2 separate regions of the Homo sapiens genome follow, and region 2 is linked to region 1. A link is an interaction called in ENCODE POLR2A ChIA-PET data of the cell type or tissue named here. Cell type or tissue: A673. All regions are shown on one strand. Each heading gives the region's core, and the rest is flanking DNA. Links, peaks and the distances in the headings are about the cores only. Region 1 overlaps PAIP1 (poly(A) binding protein interacting protein 1). Region 2 overlaps NIM1K (NIM1 serine/threonine protein kinase).

Region 1 (5,385 bases), core at 281-5,280:
TTTCTGCAAAAAATGGGTTAGCATCAGGAGACATTATCTCTTCGCTTTCTGGTAGCCTCAGGTAACTGATGGGTTTTTTCTTTTTTTTTTTTTTTTTGTACTTATTGTGGTTCTTGCTGTAAGGTTGGGAGGGAAAGTGAATTTAATTTCCTTAAGCCTAACAATGACAAAAGACTTGTATATATGGTCAGTTTGGGGAGTCAATTTTTTCTTCTTTAGAATGTTGCTGTTAAGTATTTACATTAATAATGATGTACCTATGTCATATAACACTTTTCTTCTTTTTAAAAGGCCACATCTATCCCAAATTTCTCTTATATGGGAGCTCGCCTGTGTAATTACCTGTCCCATCATCTGACAATTAGCCCACAGAGTGGCAACTTCCGCCAATTGCTACTTCAAAGGTCAGTGTAAATGTGAAATTAAAGGAAAACTACTTCTAAATATACTAGAATTTGACCATTCCTCAGACCATATATTATAAAAAGCTGCAGGAAAGAATAGGGCAGCCTATTCTTATGTGCATTATATTTGAAGTTTATAGTTCAGTATACCAGTCTTTTTTCTGTAATGGTCTGTGAATTTGGTTTTGTGTTTAGAAAGATCTTTCCTTTTCCAAGATCTTAAAAATAAACACTTATGTAATTCTTATTACTTTGGTAGCTTTGGTTTGAATAAGGATCTAATTTTATTTAGATTAGAATAAAAGTGAATAATCCATTTTTCCTTATTGATTTGAATTGCCACTTTTATCACACTTGCATTATTTGGGTTTTGATTCTGGATTTTCATTCCATTTATCACTTATTCTGTTCCTTTTTATTACCATACAATTCATACAATAGCTATTAAAAAGCTTTTTTTTTTTTTTTTTGAGATGGAGTCTCACTTTGTCTCCCAGGCTGGAGTGCAGCGGCACGCTCTTGGCTCACTGCAACCTCTGCCTCCCACAGGTTCAAGTGATTTTCCTGCCTCAGCCTACCCAGTAGCTGGGACTACAGGCACCCGCCACCATGCCCGGCTAATTTTTGTATTTTTAGTAGAGACGGGTTTCACCATGTTGGCTAGGCTGGTCTCAAACTCCTGATCTCATGTGATCCACCCACCTCAGCCTCCCAAAGTGCTGGGATTACAGGCATGAGCCACCCTGCACTGCCAAAAGCTATCATTTTTAAAAATATCTTAGGGTAATTAGTTTTTTGTTCTTTTGTGGGATTTTTTTTTTTTTTTCCGAGACCGAGTCTTGCTCTGTCACCCAGGCTGGAGTGCAGTGGCTCAGTCTTGGCTCACTGCAACCTCTACCTCTGAGGCTCAAGCGATTCTCGTGCCTCAGCCTCCCCAGTAGCTGGGATGATGGGTGCGTACCACCATGCCCAGCTAATTTTTGTATTTTTAGTAGAGATGGGGTTCACCATGTTGGCCAGGCTGGTCTCGAACTCCTGACCTCAAGTGATCCGCCCACCTCAGCCTCCCAAAGTGCTGGGATTACAGGCGTGAGCCACCACGCCCAGCCTGTCAAATATTCTTTGCTATGCTTGTTTCGTCTAATGAACTTTAGAATCAGTGTTTGAAATTACACAAGTCTTGCTAGTATGTTAGATATTTTGGAGATAATACTCAATTTATAAGCTAATTTAGAGAAAACTAGTTTTCTTATAATTTGATGTCTTCAGTAACAAGGTTATCTTCAAGTTTATTATAGTTCGTCCATTAGTTTTTTAAGTGACTTTTAATGATTGCAAAGCATTCCATTGTGTGGTTAAACTGCAGTGGAACAGAATAAAGATTCTAGAAGTAGACCCCAGAGACCCTTGAAAATTCAAGCTTTTGATAAAAAGGATAAATTGTGCTGGTAGCATAACTGGATAGTCATTTGGGAAAAAAAGATGAGTTCCCATCTCACTCTCTGTGCTGAAATCCCAAATATGTCAGAGACTTATTAAAAGTGAAATGATAGGTGGGGCACAGTGGCTCATGCCTGTAATCCCAGTACTTTGGGAGGCTGAGGTGGGCGGCTCACGAGTTCAGGAGATTGAGGCCATCCTGGCTAACATGGTGAAACCTCATCTTTACTAAAATAACAAAAAAAAACCCTAAAAATACAAAAAAAAAAAAAAAAGCTGGGCGTGGTGGCGGGTACCTTTAGTCCCAGCTACTTGGGAGGCTGAGGCAGGAGAATGGCGTGAACCCGGGAGGCGGAGCTTGCAGTGAGCAGAGATCGCGCCACTGCACTCCAGCCTGGGTGACAGCCAGACTCCGTATCAAAAATAATAATAATAATGAAAATACTTGGAATAGCGCCAAATAGATATAGATACAGTTTGGAAAAATACAAATGTCAAAGTTATAAAAAGATATCTAACCATACTTATAATTAAAGAAACACAAATTATAGCTTCTGTAAAGATTCAGAGTGGGTACTTGTAGGCGGTAGGACGCCAGGAATGCTCACTCATATTTTTCAGTGCTTCTCACCCCCGGCTGTGCCTTAGAGTTACCTAGATACTTAAAGCCGAGATCCTGTCTGAACCCTTTGAAATTCTGGTGTAATTAGACGAGGTGGAGCTAGGACATGGTTTTTTAAAGCTTCCCAAGTGATTCTACTGTATAGCTATGATTGAGACCCACTCTTCTCATTGACTGTTACCCACCATATGTGCTTCTGTAGTACTGTAATCCTGTCAATAATAATGTAGAGAAATACTAGTGAGCTAACAAGTAAAAAGCAAAGCATAATTCTGCTACCTCTTTAAAAAATATATACATACTTTGAAAAAGATGGAACGGAAGTTACCTTCACAGCAGTTATCTCTTGTTTTTAGTAGTAGTGCAGGTGACTTTGTTCTTTATACTTTTTCTGTTTTAACCTTTCCAAAATAAACATACATTGCTTTTATAATTGAAAATCTTTAGCTTAAAAATTTGACTTTTCACCTAGTCAATTATGTAGGTATTTGTTTGCATGTACATAATCATATCCTAACGTACAGTCTGTCATAGCATTTTATGAAAAAAAAAGTTATTTCATCAACTCTTACCGACAAAGTTGTAACAGAAAAGCAGCCAACAGGTGTTTTTAAATAACTGATTTGGCATTAATTAACTGATCTCTTCCATTATTAACCAGAATGTACTATCTATAAATATCCCAACTTTTTTCTGATGAGGAATTTAATATGTACAAGATGATAACAAATATCTTACCACATTTGACTTAAACAGAAGATGTTGCTCAGTTAATATACCTCGTAAACATTGGAATTGGCCACGTAAGCACAGTAAGCTGTGCTGGGGTTTCGTGGTTGGCAAACTGACCCAGAGTCAATTACTGAACAAGAGGTAATTTATTTTTTCTTTGTTAAAAATTGTTTACAAAGTCAACCTAAACTGGCTGCGTGGAAACCATTCAGTACCCATAGCTTTTCCCTTTGTCTTGAAAAGGAAAACTGTCAAAACCAGTTTTGTGAAGCAAGTTACTTTCCCAGAGTTTTCTCACCTTATCAATAAAGATTACAAATACTTAATAACAAAATGATAAACTTTTACAGTCCATTTAAAAAATCTATGTTAGTAACAATATCTGACACTGTAGTTCACTTATGAAGGCAGTGACAGGATTATTGTGCCTAGTTTAGTTACCTTGTAGGAACTATGACTGACAATAAGCTCCAAGAAGAGGATTTCTTCTTTTTCTCCTCTGTGTGAAGCAAATGGGTCAAGTCAGGGGCAAAGAGAGCAAGGAAAAATCAGTTATTTGAAGCTGTCAGTCTCATTGGAAATAGAAAACAAGTCCGGTGCTTTCTATATTGTGGTTTTAATGGGGGAATTTTTTCCTCACATTAGTACTTCTCTGATACGTATAATGGAAATTACAAGAATAATGGACTTAAAAACAATTCATTTTATTTTCAGTTGGAGGTTGTGTGTGTGTGTGTGTGTGTGTGTGTGTGTGTGTATTTAAAGATCCTTTTCAAAGTTGTAGTATTAAAAAAAAAATTACAGAGACAATTTGGGTAAAATCAGTGCTTTCTTAGTAAAAAACCTATAAGACAAGGTGAGGCTCTCTCTCCCCTCTTTGGGCTGCCAGTATGCTGTGAATCAGATTACACCTATGTTGCTTAAACATATTAAATTTGATAAAAATCGTTGAAAATAAAACTATCAGTTTTTTCAAACTGGGAGACTTAGTATGAAAAGATGGTGTATATTCTAGCCTCTTCAATAGTCAGGAACAGTTTCTTTATTGTAGAAAGAGCATTGGGACATTGTCCTTGCCTCTTGCTGTGGACAACCAAACTGACAAATGGTTATTTTGTTTGACTATTTAAAAAGCAAAGCAATGTGAGATTATAAAAGATATGTCTTTAATTAGATGTCGGACTGAATATGAAGTTAAAGATCAAGCTGCAAAAGGGGATGAAGTTACTCGAAAACGATTTCATGCATTTGTACTCTTTCTGGGAGAACTTTATCTTAACCTGGAGGTGAGAAGTTTTTCTTTTGTTAAGTACTAACAAGGCCTGAGAACATAAGTTGATCTCAATGAGGAATTTGTGTTCACATTGTACTTTTACAACATTAAGAGTGAAATGAAAGAGAGAGGAAAGAAAACATGTTTCGGCACCTGCTAGTGTCTGTGGTTTACTGGACCGTCTGTCCATAACATTTACTCATGGACAGAATGTTAGGAAATAATTACTGAGGTAAAAATCTGCGTACTTTTAGGAAGCTGTGGTTTACATGCAAATTTAAGTTCTTGAGATATCAACAGTGATACCTTTTTGAGTTCTTACATCTTATATATTAATACATTTAGTATGTTGACTTTCAGATGGTGGCTCAAAGCAGTTTACTCTGCAGAACTCTGAGTGAAAAGAGAGACTAGAGTCTCTCTAGGCTTTTCACTCTAATTCACCCAAATAGTTTTTTAAAAATATTTTTTTAATTGACAAAAATTATATCTTTATGGTACACAACACTTTGATATATGCATACATCGTAGAATGGCTAAATCAAGCTATTTAACATATGCATTACTTGACATACTTTTTTGTGTTAAGAACACTTAAAATTTTTAGCAGTTTTCATGTATACAATATATTGTTAACTATAGTCATCATGGTGTACAAGAGATCTCTTGAACTTATTCCCCCTAAATGAAATTCTGTGTCCTTTGACCAACATCTCCCCAATACCCCAACCCCTAAGAATAGTTCTTTTTTGTCCTATTTTATATATTAATCTTCCACATAAAAATGCATTTGTACAAAGTCTACAGCTAAACGTATTTATAAATTTGGGTGGTATACTTAAGTATATGCTTGTTAGTAGGCAATAGAAGTGCTGGATTCAGCACGGCATTATTACTGTGTAATAGATTTGCTT
Region 2 (5,385 bases), core at 326-5,325, 310 kb after region 1:
ATTGTTTCAACTTTTGTTATGGCAACCCAATGTTTGTGCAAGAGGGCTTTCATTTCTTACTCCATTTGTTTCTGGGTTGTTTGAAGGTTTTATAACATGTATAACTAGTTTTATAACTTGAAATTTATATGTAATTGGTATCTGTTTATCTATAGGTAAAGGTAGAGATATTTCAAAGGAAGTCTTCGCTCTTAAAGAAAAAAAAAAAGAGGCTAAAATTAGGCTGGGCTTGGTGGCTCACACCTGTAATCCCAGCACTTTGGGAGGCCAAGGTGGGTAAATCACGAGGTCAGGAGTTCGAGACCCTGGCCAACATAGTGAAACCCCATCTCTACTAAAAATACAAAAATTAGTTGGGCATGGTGGCATGAGCCTGTAGTCCCAGCTACTCAGGAGGCTGAGGCAGAAGAATCACTTGAACTCAGGAGGCAGAAGTTGCAGTGAGCTGAGATGGTGCCACTGCACTCCAGCCTGGGCAACAGAGCCAGACTCCATCTCAAAAAAAAAAAAAAGGCTAAAATTTAAAAAAGAAAAAAAAGATACAGATATAGGTTGATATTCATGAATATGTATAAATAGAGACAGATTTTATCTGTCTTGTCTACATCTATCTGTATAGCCTATAAAGGTTTAGATAGGTAGATATAAAGTACAGTGGACCAATGACAGAGATTCCTGATTTTAGTTTTCTGATACATCAAGGTATTTCCAATTATTTATACCTTCAGGCAAATTAAATTAAAGAATCTTTTTTTTTTTTTTTTTTTTGAGATGGAGTTTTGCTCTTGTAGCCCAGGCTGGAGTGCAATGGCGCGATCTCAGCTCACTGCAACCTCCACCTCCCAGTTCAAGCGATTCTCCTGCCTCAGCCTCCTGCGTACCTGCGATTACAGGCTCCTGCCACCACGCCCGGCTAATTTTTGTATTTTTAGTAGAGACGGGGTTTTGCCATGTTGCCCAGGCTAGCCCTGAACTCAGGTCAGCCTCATGTGATCCACCTGCCTTGGCCTCCCAAAGTGCTGGAATTACAGGCATGAGCCACCACACCTGGCCCAAAAGTCTTTATTGAGGACTGGTCATGTTAAAGAAACTAAGGTGAAGCAAGTAAGCGTGTTATTGTTTTAAAAAGTACTATATTCACTTGTGAGTAGCAAATTAATTTCGACAAAACAGTATCATCTATATTTTTCATGTAATACTGTTAATCTAAATTTCATTGGTTTGAAGGTTTTTTTGTGTGCTTAACTCAGTAAAATTCGTTTTGCTTTATATGTATACGAGCTTTAAGGAAAAGAAAGTTAATTAATTAATTAATTGTTTTTGAGACACGGTCTCATTCTGTCACCCAGGCTGGAGTACAGTGGAACGATCTCAGTTCACTGCAACCTCCACCTCCTGGTCTCAAGAGAGCCTCCCACCTCAGCCTCCCAAGTAGCTGGGATCACAGATGTGCCCTGCCACACCTAGCTGATTTTTAGGGTTTTTTTTTTTGTAGAGACAGGGTTTTGCCATGTTGGCCAGGCTGGTCTTGAATTCCTGGGTTCAAGCGATCTGCCTGCCTCAGCCTCCCAAAACGCTGGGATTACAGGAGTGAGCCACAGCACCTGGTTGGGAAAATAAATTTAAACTGGAGTTTTATATTTGTACATTTTCAGTATCTTTAATGTAAAATTTTTGTTTATGTTTATTTACAATAAAACAGGTCTCGGCCGGGTGCGGTGGCTCAGGCCTGTAATCCCAAGACTTTGGGAGGCTGAGGTGGGCGGATCACGAGGTCAGGAGATCGAGACCATCCTGGCTAACACGGTGAAACCCTGTCTCTACTAAAAATACAAAAAATTAGCCAGGTGTGGTGGCGGGCACCTGTAGTCCCAGCTACTCGGGAGGCTGAGGCAGAAGAATGGCGTGAACCCAGGAGGCAGAGGTTGCAGTGAGCCAAGATTGTGCCACTGCACTCCAGCCTGGGCGACAGAGCGAGACTCCAAGTCAAAAAAAAAAAAGGTCTCAACCAAGGAGTTATGAGAATTTAATTCCTTTAAAAGTTATCAGTAAATGACACAGTTTTGAGAAACTGTGCTTCTGAGGGAGATTCCCCCAAATTAAACAACCAAGTGAGGTCATGGAATAATATACACTCAGGGTCAGAACATGGTTACAGTCTCAGCTTTCCCACGAAATGTCTTTGTGACCTTGAGCCAGTCTTTTCCACTCTCTAGGTTCAGTATCTTTACTGGCAAGTGAGAATGTTGGAACCTATGATGTTTACAGATCATTCCAGCCCTGCCCTTCTGAGATCCTGGATTAGACAATATGGGGTGAATTCCAAAACATTTGTGAAAAAAACCCTTAAGTCCAAGTGTCACATTGCCCCCTTCTGGACCTTTGTAGTATCCACATGGATGAGATTAATAAAACCCATAAAAATAATAAAAGCCCATAATAAATAATAAATTTTTTAAAAACTCATAATAAACCCTAGATGGACTTGTGAAATAGCATAGCCCAATTCCCTTTCTCCCCTCAGACAACCTAGAAAGTCATATTTGAAGGTTCTCTACTAGAAATGTTAGAGGACAACCCAGGAGAGGAAAAAGGGCAAAGGGTAGCAAAGGAGTGGGAAACACAGGGATATGGAAGACGGGTTGGATTCAAGAGAGTTTTACACAGTTCTATCTCCAGCTATTCCTCTAGTATAAGAAATATTGTTAGCTATCTATTATCAAGTGCTTACTATGTGCCAAGAACCGATTCTTTTATTTTATTTTTTATTTTTATTTTATTATTTTTTTCTTTTGAAACGGAGTCTCGCTCTGTCTCCAGGCTGGAGTGCAATGGCGCAATCTCGGCTCACCGCAACCTCTGCCTCCCAGGTTCAAGCGATTCTCCTGCCTCTGCCTCCCGAGTAGCTGGGATTACCAGCATGCGCCACCATGCCGGGCTAATTTTGTATTTTTAGTAGAGACAGGGTTTCTCCATGTTGGTCAGGCTGGTCTTGAACTCCTGACCTCAGGTGATCCGCCTTCCTCGGCCTCTCAAAGTGCTGGGATTACAGGCATGAGCCACTGCGCCCGGTGAACCAATTCTTTTAAAATCCTCCCAGCAACTCTTCCAGCTAGGCACGGATTATCTGTGCCCCAAATGGAACCTGCTTGTTCTCACAATCTTGACCCTTTTCCACTCTGTCCAAGTCATCCCCATACTGTGAGGACGGCTCCTGCCCCCACTGCCTTCTAGAGGCCTTCTTTGACTACTTCAGACTACTTTGACTACCACACTCACATTTCCCTCTGCTACTATCCTGTGCCACTTGAGATCTGTATCCCATAATCTGGTCCTTGACTTCATATCTTTCTAGCTCATTTGTGTGAGTTAAGCCTCCTCACAAGCTGTCCTTGAGAGCAGGGTCCATGCACTGAGGGGTTCATCCACCCACTCTACCTGCCATCACAGGCATCATGCTGAGTGCATTATACTTGACACTCAGAAGATGACTTTATCTTCACCATGTCCTCCATCTAGTTCCTCTTTAGGAAAAACTACTGTCCTTTGGGGAGTAATCTCTCATATTTACTTTAAAGTATGAGAACTAAACTTCTGATTTTCTTCTCCAGACTTGTTCCTCTCACGGTTTTCCCCATATTGGTAAATGGCAAGACATCCTTCTAGCTGAAGCCAAACATCCTCACTCCTCTTTCTCTCTCATACACCAATCTGTCAGCAAATCCCATTGGCTCTACCTTCAAAATATTTCCAGAACACAGTCATTTACCATCAAGTGTAAGCCACTACTGGCTTTTGATCCTGTTACAGTTACAGCCTCTGTCCTTCCCTGCCTCCTGCCCACCTTTAACAGGGTTTGTTTCTAACAAAGCATCCAGAAAGATCCTTCTAAAAATATCACATCATGTCACTTCTCTACTCAAAACCCTTTGATGGCTTCCCATCTCACTTAGAGTAAAAGCTAAAACCCTTAAAAGGGCATTCAAGGCCCTGCCCAATATGGTCCCCATCCTTCCTAAAGTCATTCTCAATCACACCCTTGAAACTACACTCCAGCCATGCTGGTCTCCTCCACTCTTACTTGAAGGCACCAGTCATGCTCCTACGTTCTGCAAATTCCTACTGCTCCTTTAAGACTCATTTCAGTGATACTTCTTTCAGGAAGCTTCCCTCACTGACCCACTCACCATAAACCATGTAGAGTTCTCTTTTGTACTTCCAACACCTGCAGTTAACATTGTGGTTTTCTCCACAACTTTGTACAGTTATGACTTTTATATCAGGCTGTCTCTCTTGTCAGGCTGTCAGCTTCTTAAGGGTGGTGACCCTTTTTGACTTTGAAGACAAATAAGGAAGCAAATACTATGAAGATAACAAGCAGTTTTCTGGCCATCACAGAGAGGTTATATACGCTACTGAAATGAATGGCAGAAGCACATCCTGGGATGTGGATGGAAGCCTGGTGCCTCTTGAGTGGCTTCATTGGCTTCACTGTATGACTGAAGATCCTCCTATAAAATCACCTATTGCTAGTAAATTTATTTGGACAAGCCATAAATTCACTGTGAGTAGCACCCCAGAATATGTACTTTATTCAACCACTAGAAAGATTCAGAAGAAGGTCCCACCTTCAAAACCTTCAAGTAAAGACAATGAACCATAATTTAAGCATGTGAAACATGGGACTTTTCATGAAACTGCATAAAATTTTACTGCTTACGAGTAACTTAATTAAAATTGTTCAACTTAAAAAAAAAGAAAATAACTTTTATCTGAGGAATGCAAGTCCTTTTAATTGTTAGGTCCAGAGAGAGGTATCAAAATAAGACAGTAATCACACCTTTTTGAGCTATGTAGTTATCTTTTTTTTTTTTTTTTTTTTTTTTTTTTTTGGAAAGAGGGTCTCTTTCTGTTGCCCAGGCTGGAGTGTAGTGGTGCAATATGCAATCATCTGTTGACACTGCTTGCTATTGCCACAATTAGCTAAAAACTAAACTAATAATTCCACACTGGCCACTATAACCCTGACACTGTAGCTTAAGAATATATAGTCAATCGCTAATCAATGTTATTTCTGTAAATGAATGAGAATTCCTGGAAAACAACTTTGTATCAGCCCACTCTTTTTGTATCTGTCCCCCTTTTAAAAATCCACTTGTGGCCAGGCGCAATGGCTTAGGCCTGTAATCCCGGCACTTTGGGAGGCCAAGGCAGGTGGATCACAAGGTCAGGGGTTCAAGATCAGCCTGGCCAAGATGGTGAAATCCCATCTCTATTAAAAATACAAAAATTAGCTGGGTGTGATGGTGGACGCCTGTAATCGCAGCTACTTGGGAGGCTGAGGCAGAGAATTGCTTGAAGGCAGGAGGCAGAGGTTGCAGTGAG

The links. ChIA-PET counts read pairs that join two places held together with the same protein. Peaks named below come from ENCODE experiments on the same cell type or tissue, not always from the same donor. Only the 100,000 strongest peaks of a DNase experiment are listed, where the experiment ranks them.
Region 2: POLR2A ChIA-PET joins it to region 1 with 5 read pairs; 2 of 35 experiments call an interaction of 5 or more read pairs at or near these places.

Annotation. Positions count from the first base shown.
Region 1 is chr5:43,538,023-43,543,407 of GRCh38, reverse strand. It overlaps PAIP1 (poly(A) binding protein interacting protein 1), which reads left to right. Exons shown (of 11, transcript NM_006451.5): 4 at 292-404; 5 at 4,373-4,484. Among named protein-coding and RNA genes, the nearest start is that of PAIP1, 16 kb to the left of the region's middle. In A673, for the core only: no CTCF peak of the experiment used is centred there; no DNase peak of the experiment used is centred there.
Region 2 is chr5:43,224,768-43,230,152 of GRCh38, reverse strand. All of the region lies in intron 1 of NIM1K (NIM1 serine/threonine protein kinase), which reads right to left. Among named protein-coding and RNA genes, the nearest start is that of NIM1K, 35 kb to the right of the region's middle. In A673, for the core only: no CTCF peak of the experiment used is centred there; a DNase peak (open chromatin) is centred at 2,352.